Regions from separate parts of the Homo sapiens genome. Here region 1 is linked to region 2. A link is an interaction called in ENCODE POLR2A ChIA-PET data of the cell type or tissue named here. Cell type or tissue: Panc1. All regions are shown on one strand. Each heading gives the region's core, and the rest is flanking DNA. Links, peaks and the distances in the headings are about the cores only. Region 1 overlaps ENTPD5 (ectonucleoside triphosphate diphosphohydrolase 5 (inactive)). Region 2 holds the start of LINC02274 (long intergenic non-protein coding RNA 2274).

What was found. Peaks named below come from ENCODE experiments on the same cell type or tissue, not always from the same donor. Only the 100,000 strongest peaks of a DNase experiment are listed, where the experiment ranks them.
Region 1: POLR2A ChIA-PET joins it to region 2 with 5 read pairs; 2 of 35 experiments call an interaction of 5 or more read pairs at or near these places.

The regions. Positions count from the first base shown.
Region 1 is chr14:73,989,405-73,992,317 of GRCh38, forward strand. The region is part of intron 3 of ENTPD5 (ectonucleoside triphosphate diphosphohydrolase 5 (inactive)); the gene reads right to left. Among named protein-coding and RNA genes, the nearest start is that of ENTPD5, 28 kb to the right of the region's middle. In Panc1, for the core only: no CTCF peak of the experiment used is centred there; no DNase peak of the experiment used is centred there.
Region 2 is chr14:73,828,812-73,831,724 of GRCh38, forward strand. LINC02274 (long intergenic non-protein coding RNA 2274) reads right to left here and starts at 1,324. Exons shown (of 2, transcript NR_135238.1): 1 at 1,085-1,324. In Panc1, for the core only: no CTCF peak of the experiment used is centred there; a DNase peak (open chromatin) is centred at 1,376; H3K27ac peaks cover 1,989 bases.

The sequences.
Region 1 (2,913 bases), core at 320-2,819, 160 kb after region 2:
TACAAAAATTAGGCCGGGCGCGGTGGCTCATGCCTGTAATCCCAGTACTTTGGGAGGCCGAGGCGGGCGGATCACCTGAGGTCAGGAGTTTGAGACCAGCCTGGCCAACATGGTGAAACCCTGTATCTACTAAAAATACAAAAATTAGGCCAGGCGCGGTGGCTCATGCCTGTAATCCCAGCACTTTGGGAGGCCGAGGCAGGCGGATCACCTGAGGTCAGGAGTTCAAGACCAGCCTGGCCAACATGGTGAAACCCCGCCTCTACAAAAATACAAAAATTAGCTGGGCATGATGGCGGGTGCCTATAATCCCAGCTACTGGGGAGGCTAAGGCAGGAGAATCTCTTGAACCCGGGAGGCAGAGGTTGTAGCGAGCCGAGATCGTGCCACTGCACTCCAGCCTGGGCGACACAGCAAGACTCAGTCTCAAAAAAAAAAAAAAAAAAAAAAAAATTAGCCGGGCTTGGTGGCAGGTGCCTGTAATCCCAGCTACTCAGGAGGCTGAGGCAGGAGAACCACTTGAACCTGGGAAGCTAAGGTTCCAGTGAGCAGACATCGCCCCACTACATTCCAGCTTGGGCAACAGAGCAAGACTTCGTCTCAAAAAAAATAAATAAATATAATAAATAAATTAGCCAGGTATGGTGGCACATGCCTATAGTCCCAGGTACTTGGGAGGCTGAGGTAGGAAGACCACTTGAGTCCAGGAGCTCAAGGTTACAGTGAGCTATGATCATGCCATTGCACTCCAGCCTGGGTGACAAAGCAAGACCCTGTCTCTAAAAATAAAAAATAATAATTGTAGGGTGGCTCTCACATACTCAAAGGCTCTCTGCCACTCTGCTCCTATTGTTGAGTCTAATTTCTTCTTTCCATTTTGATGATTTTCCCTTTAGAACATAAATATCCGTTTCTCCCTCCCTCTTTTCTGACTCCCCATCTTTTTTTGAGACAGGGTCTCACTCTGTCACCCCGGCTGGAGTGCAGTGGCACAATCACGGTTCACTGCAATCATCACCTCCCGGGCTCAAGTGATCCTTCCTCCTTAGCCTCCCGAGTAGTTGGGATTACACGTGTGTGCCTCCATACCTGGCTATTTTTTTTATTTTGGTAGAGATGGGGTTCTGCCATATTGCCCTGGCTGGTCTTGAACTCAGCCTGAGATCCACCTGCCTCAGCCTCCCAAAGTGCTGGGATTCCAGGCATGAGCCACTTCACCCAGCCGGATTTGTTTTACTGGAAAATAATTTTTTAAATGTATAGGGTTTTTTTCCATCATTCTGCAACAAAGCCATTATCATGAGTTTGAATATTATTGAAACCTGTGATAAAAAACATTTGTGGCTGGGTGCAGTGGCTCATGCCTGTAATCTCAGCACTTTGGGAGGCCGAGGCAGGTGGATCATGTAAGGTCAGGAGTTCGAGACCAGCATGACCAATATGGTAAAACCCCATCTCTACTAAAAATACAAAAATGAGCCAGGCATGGTGGCATGCGCCAGTAGTCCCAGCTACTCAGGAGGTTGAGACAGGAGAATTGCTTGAAACCGGGAAGCAGAGGTTGCAGTGAGCCGAAACCATGCCACTGCACTCCAGCCTGGGCGACAGAGTGAGACTGTGTCTCAAAACAAAAACAAAAACAAAAAATCACTTGGTAGTGTTGAATGGAATAATGGCATCCATACTTCACAGTTGCTTTACTAGCAACTTTTTTCCCCCTCTTTTTTTCTGGATGGACATTAAATGAGAAACCAACAAAAACAATTAAGTGCTTTTTGTTTTGGTGATTTGTATCTGGCCTCCTGCAAAGCTCAGACTGTGTCCTATGATCTCATCCGTAAAGGAAAACTGGAGTTCCTCAAGGTCAGGGTTTCTTAATCTTAGCACTGTTTACATTTAGGGGCCAGGAGCAGTGCCTCACACCTGTAATCCCAGCACTTTGGGAGGCCAATGCTGGCGGATCACTTGAGGTTAGGAGTTTGAGATCAGCCTGGCCAACGTGGTGAAACCCCCGTCTCTACTAAAATACAAAAATTAGTTAGTTGTGGTGGTGCATGCTTGTAATCCCAGCTACTCAGGAGGCTGAGGCAGGAACATCACTTGAACCCGGGAGGCGGAGGCTGCAGTGAGTCAAGATCGCACCACTGTGCTCCAGCCTGGAGGACAGAGCAAGAATCTGTCTTAAAAAAAAAAAAACAATAACCAAAAAAAAAAAAAAAAAACAATTAGGGCTTGATGTGGGCGCTGTCCTGTGTAAGGTAGGATGTTTAGCAGTATCCCCAGCCTCTATCCACTAGAGGTCAATAGCACATCCCGCCCCTCCACCCACAACCAGTTGTGATAACCAAAAACGTCTCCAGACATTGCCAGCTGTCTGCTGGCTAATTTTCCTGCTCTGTATATTTACATATAAAATATATTCTATGTATTTTAATTTTATGTTTATTTAAAAATTTTTTTTTAAATAGCCTGTAATCCCAGCTACTCGGGAGCCTGAGGCAGGAGAATCACTTGAACCCGGGAGGTGAAGGGTGCAGTGAGCTGAGATTGCACCATTGCACTCCAGCGTGGGCAACAAGAGCGAAACTCCGTCTCACAAAAAAAAAGTATATATATATATAAAATATTTTCATATATATGTATGTATATAAACGTTTTCTCTGCCATTTTCTTCCGGTATTAATGAATAATGCCGTATCTATCCTCTAAGGTAAAGCTTCCTGACTTGCACTTTATGTACTTTGCACCAAACAGTTTTGGGTCTTCTGATCCAGCTTTCATCTCTGGATCTCTTATGTAAGTCATAGTTTACTGGTTAAGTGACAAGATCTGATTCTAAAGTTCCCATTTCCCAGGCCCTTCAGCTCTAACAAAATACTTCGTATATTTGGAGTACAGATTAAGGATTCTCAA
Region 2 (2,913 bases), core at 181-2,680:
CATTCTATTATATTTATTTTTAGTTTATTATTAATTATTTTTTTGAGACAGTGTCTTGCTCTGTCTTCCAGGCTGGAGTGCAGAGGCATGATGGTGGCTTACTGCAGTCTCACCCTCCTAGGCTCAAGCGATCCTCCCACCTCAGCCTCCCAAGTAGCTGGGACTACAGGCCTGCACCACCACACCTGGCTAATTTTTCTATTTTTTTATAGAGATGAGGTTTCGCCATGTTGCCCAGGCTGGTCTTGAACTCCTGGACTCAAGTGATCCATCCGCCTTGGCCTCACAAAGTGCTGGGATTACAGGCGTGAGCCCCCACATCAAGACTACATTCTATTTAAGTTAGTTTTTGTTTCAGTTTTTGGAATCTCAGCTTCAGATTTGTGTTAGTAATAAAACAACTTAGGTTTGGTGCCTCCTAAAGCAGACCCTGAGACAAGAACTTGGGTGACAATAGTTTACTTGGGAAGATATCCAAGGAAGACGGGGAGGGAGAGAGGAGAGTGATACAGGAAGGACGGAAAGCCAATGAAAGATACATTACTGAGCTGGGTTGTCACTGTGGACAATTGGCTCAATCTCCCTGCACACTTTTGAAGAACCATATAGAAACCACCCAAAATTGTCCTGCTGAAGTGTGAGAGGTTGGGACATTTATCCAGCAACCTTCATCTTCCATTGGCACTCTCCCACTCCCCTACTACCCAGCTCCCGCCCCTTTCTTCTGTGGCTGTATCTGCAAGTTGGACTGAGCAAGCTTCCAAGCTGAGGAGAAAATTCTGAAGCAGAAAAGCTGAGAGACTCCACTGGTGCTTGAGACGTGAAGCCATCAGCATGCATAGGAGCTGTTAGCCACAGCTGCATCACAAGCCACAGGCCTCAGTTCCAGTTGATCTACAGCAATCCTGTGGGCATGCACACCTTTGCTGTTGTCTGACCTACTTCTTGCCCTGCACCTTCCTATTCATGTATTGACTACACCTGACCTCTCTATCCTGACACAGTGAGACCCACTCAAACCGCTTCTTGGGCCTGATCTAGGTGAGCAGCCCCTCTGCCTCTCTGGCCCAGCCTCTCCACTTACCCGCTCTGGCAGGCCTTCAGCAGCCTGCCCTTGGAAATTTTGCACTTTTCCTTTTGCCAGTAGATATGTGGCTCTCATTTCTTTCCTTCTTTTCCTCTTCTCTCCCATTTACACTTTGATCTTGTCAGACTCTCCAATGGCATTATCAAGCCCTACTCAGATCATTGGCTTACCCTGACACAGAGAAAGTGCTCACACTCAGCATCAAATAACACAAATAAGAAGGATGCCCAATACTATTTGAGCACTTACTAAACGGAAAGCGCTGTGTGAAATGTGATTCAGTCATTATTTTATTTTCACAACAGCCTGATGAGGTCAGTACTCTCATTATGTCGATTTCTCAGAAGAGGAACTGCGGCTGGGAGAACGTGACTCATCTAGCTGATGGAGCTGAGGTTCAAGTGCAGGTATCTGGCCTTGAGGACTTACTTTTGACCACTCTATCACCAGTTAGCTTAGCCATTAACTACCAACTGATCCTCGGAGACAGGACCTCATTTCTTCTCCTTCTTCTTTTTTTTTTTTTTTTTTTTTTGAGACGAAGTTTAGCTCTTATTGCCCAGGCTGGAGTGCAATGGTGTGATCTTGGCTCACTGTAACCTCTGCCTCCCAGGTTCAAGCGATTCTCCTGCCTCAGCCTCTCAAGTAGCTGGGATTACAGGCACGCACCACCCGCCCAGCTAATTTTGTATATTTAGTAGAGATGGGGTATCACCATGTTGGTCAGGCTGGTCTCGAACTCCTGACCTCAGATGATATACCCACCTCAGCCTCCCAAAGTGCTGGGATTACAGGCATGAGCCACTGTGCCCAGCGGGACTTCGTTTCTTGTATGTGGGTTTTGACCTTTCAAGTAGAGTATAGCACCTTGGCTGGTTTGTTGTTGTTGTCTATATGGATTTTTTCTTTTTCATTTTCTTGGTTCATGGTATTACAACCATGTGATGCTTTTTTTAGGGCTAACTTAATGGATTTCTCTCCACCAATCTCTTGATACTAAAATTCTTTTTTTTTCTTTTTTTTTTTTTAAGACGGAGTCTTGCTCTGTCGCCCAGGCTGGAGTGCAGTGGCCAATCTCGGCTCACCGCAAGCTCCGCCTCCTGGGATCACGCCATTCTCCTGCCTCAGCCTCCCAAGTAGCTGGGACTACAGGCACCCGCCACCACACTAAGCTAATTTTTTTGTATTTTTAGTAGAGACGGAGTTTCACTGTGTTAGCCAGGATGGTCTCAATCTCCTGACCTTGTGATCCGCCCGCTTCGGCCTCCCAAAGTGCCGAGATTATAGGCGTGAGCCACCGCGCCCGGCATGATACTAAAATTCTACAATTAGAAATTAATTCCTTTGTCCCCACCTCACAGTTATATGGGAGAGACTACATGTTAATCCTTCTCAGCCATTTATACCTTAACATGAGTGAACTTCTAATCCTTTCCTGAGAGGTGGTTTTGGAAGAGGAGACAGGGGAAAAGCGTGAATGCACTAAGCCCTGATTAAAGGGAAGCCCCCTGATGCCATCACCTTACAAAAGCTCTTGCACAAGGGTATCAGGATTTAGGTGCAAGAATGTTCTTGGCAGCATTGTTCATAATAGGCTCAAAACAGAAACAATCCTATCTATTTTTTTTTTTTTTTTTTTTTTGAGACGGAGTCTCGCTCTGTCACCAGGCTGGAGTGCAGTGGCGCAATCTCAGCTCACTGCAACCTCCGCCTCCCGGGTTCAAGTGATTCTCCTGCCTCAGCCCCCGCAGTAGCTGGGACTACAGGCGCCTGCCACCAATCCCAGCACTTTGGGAGGCTGAGGTGGGTGGACCACGAGGTCATGA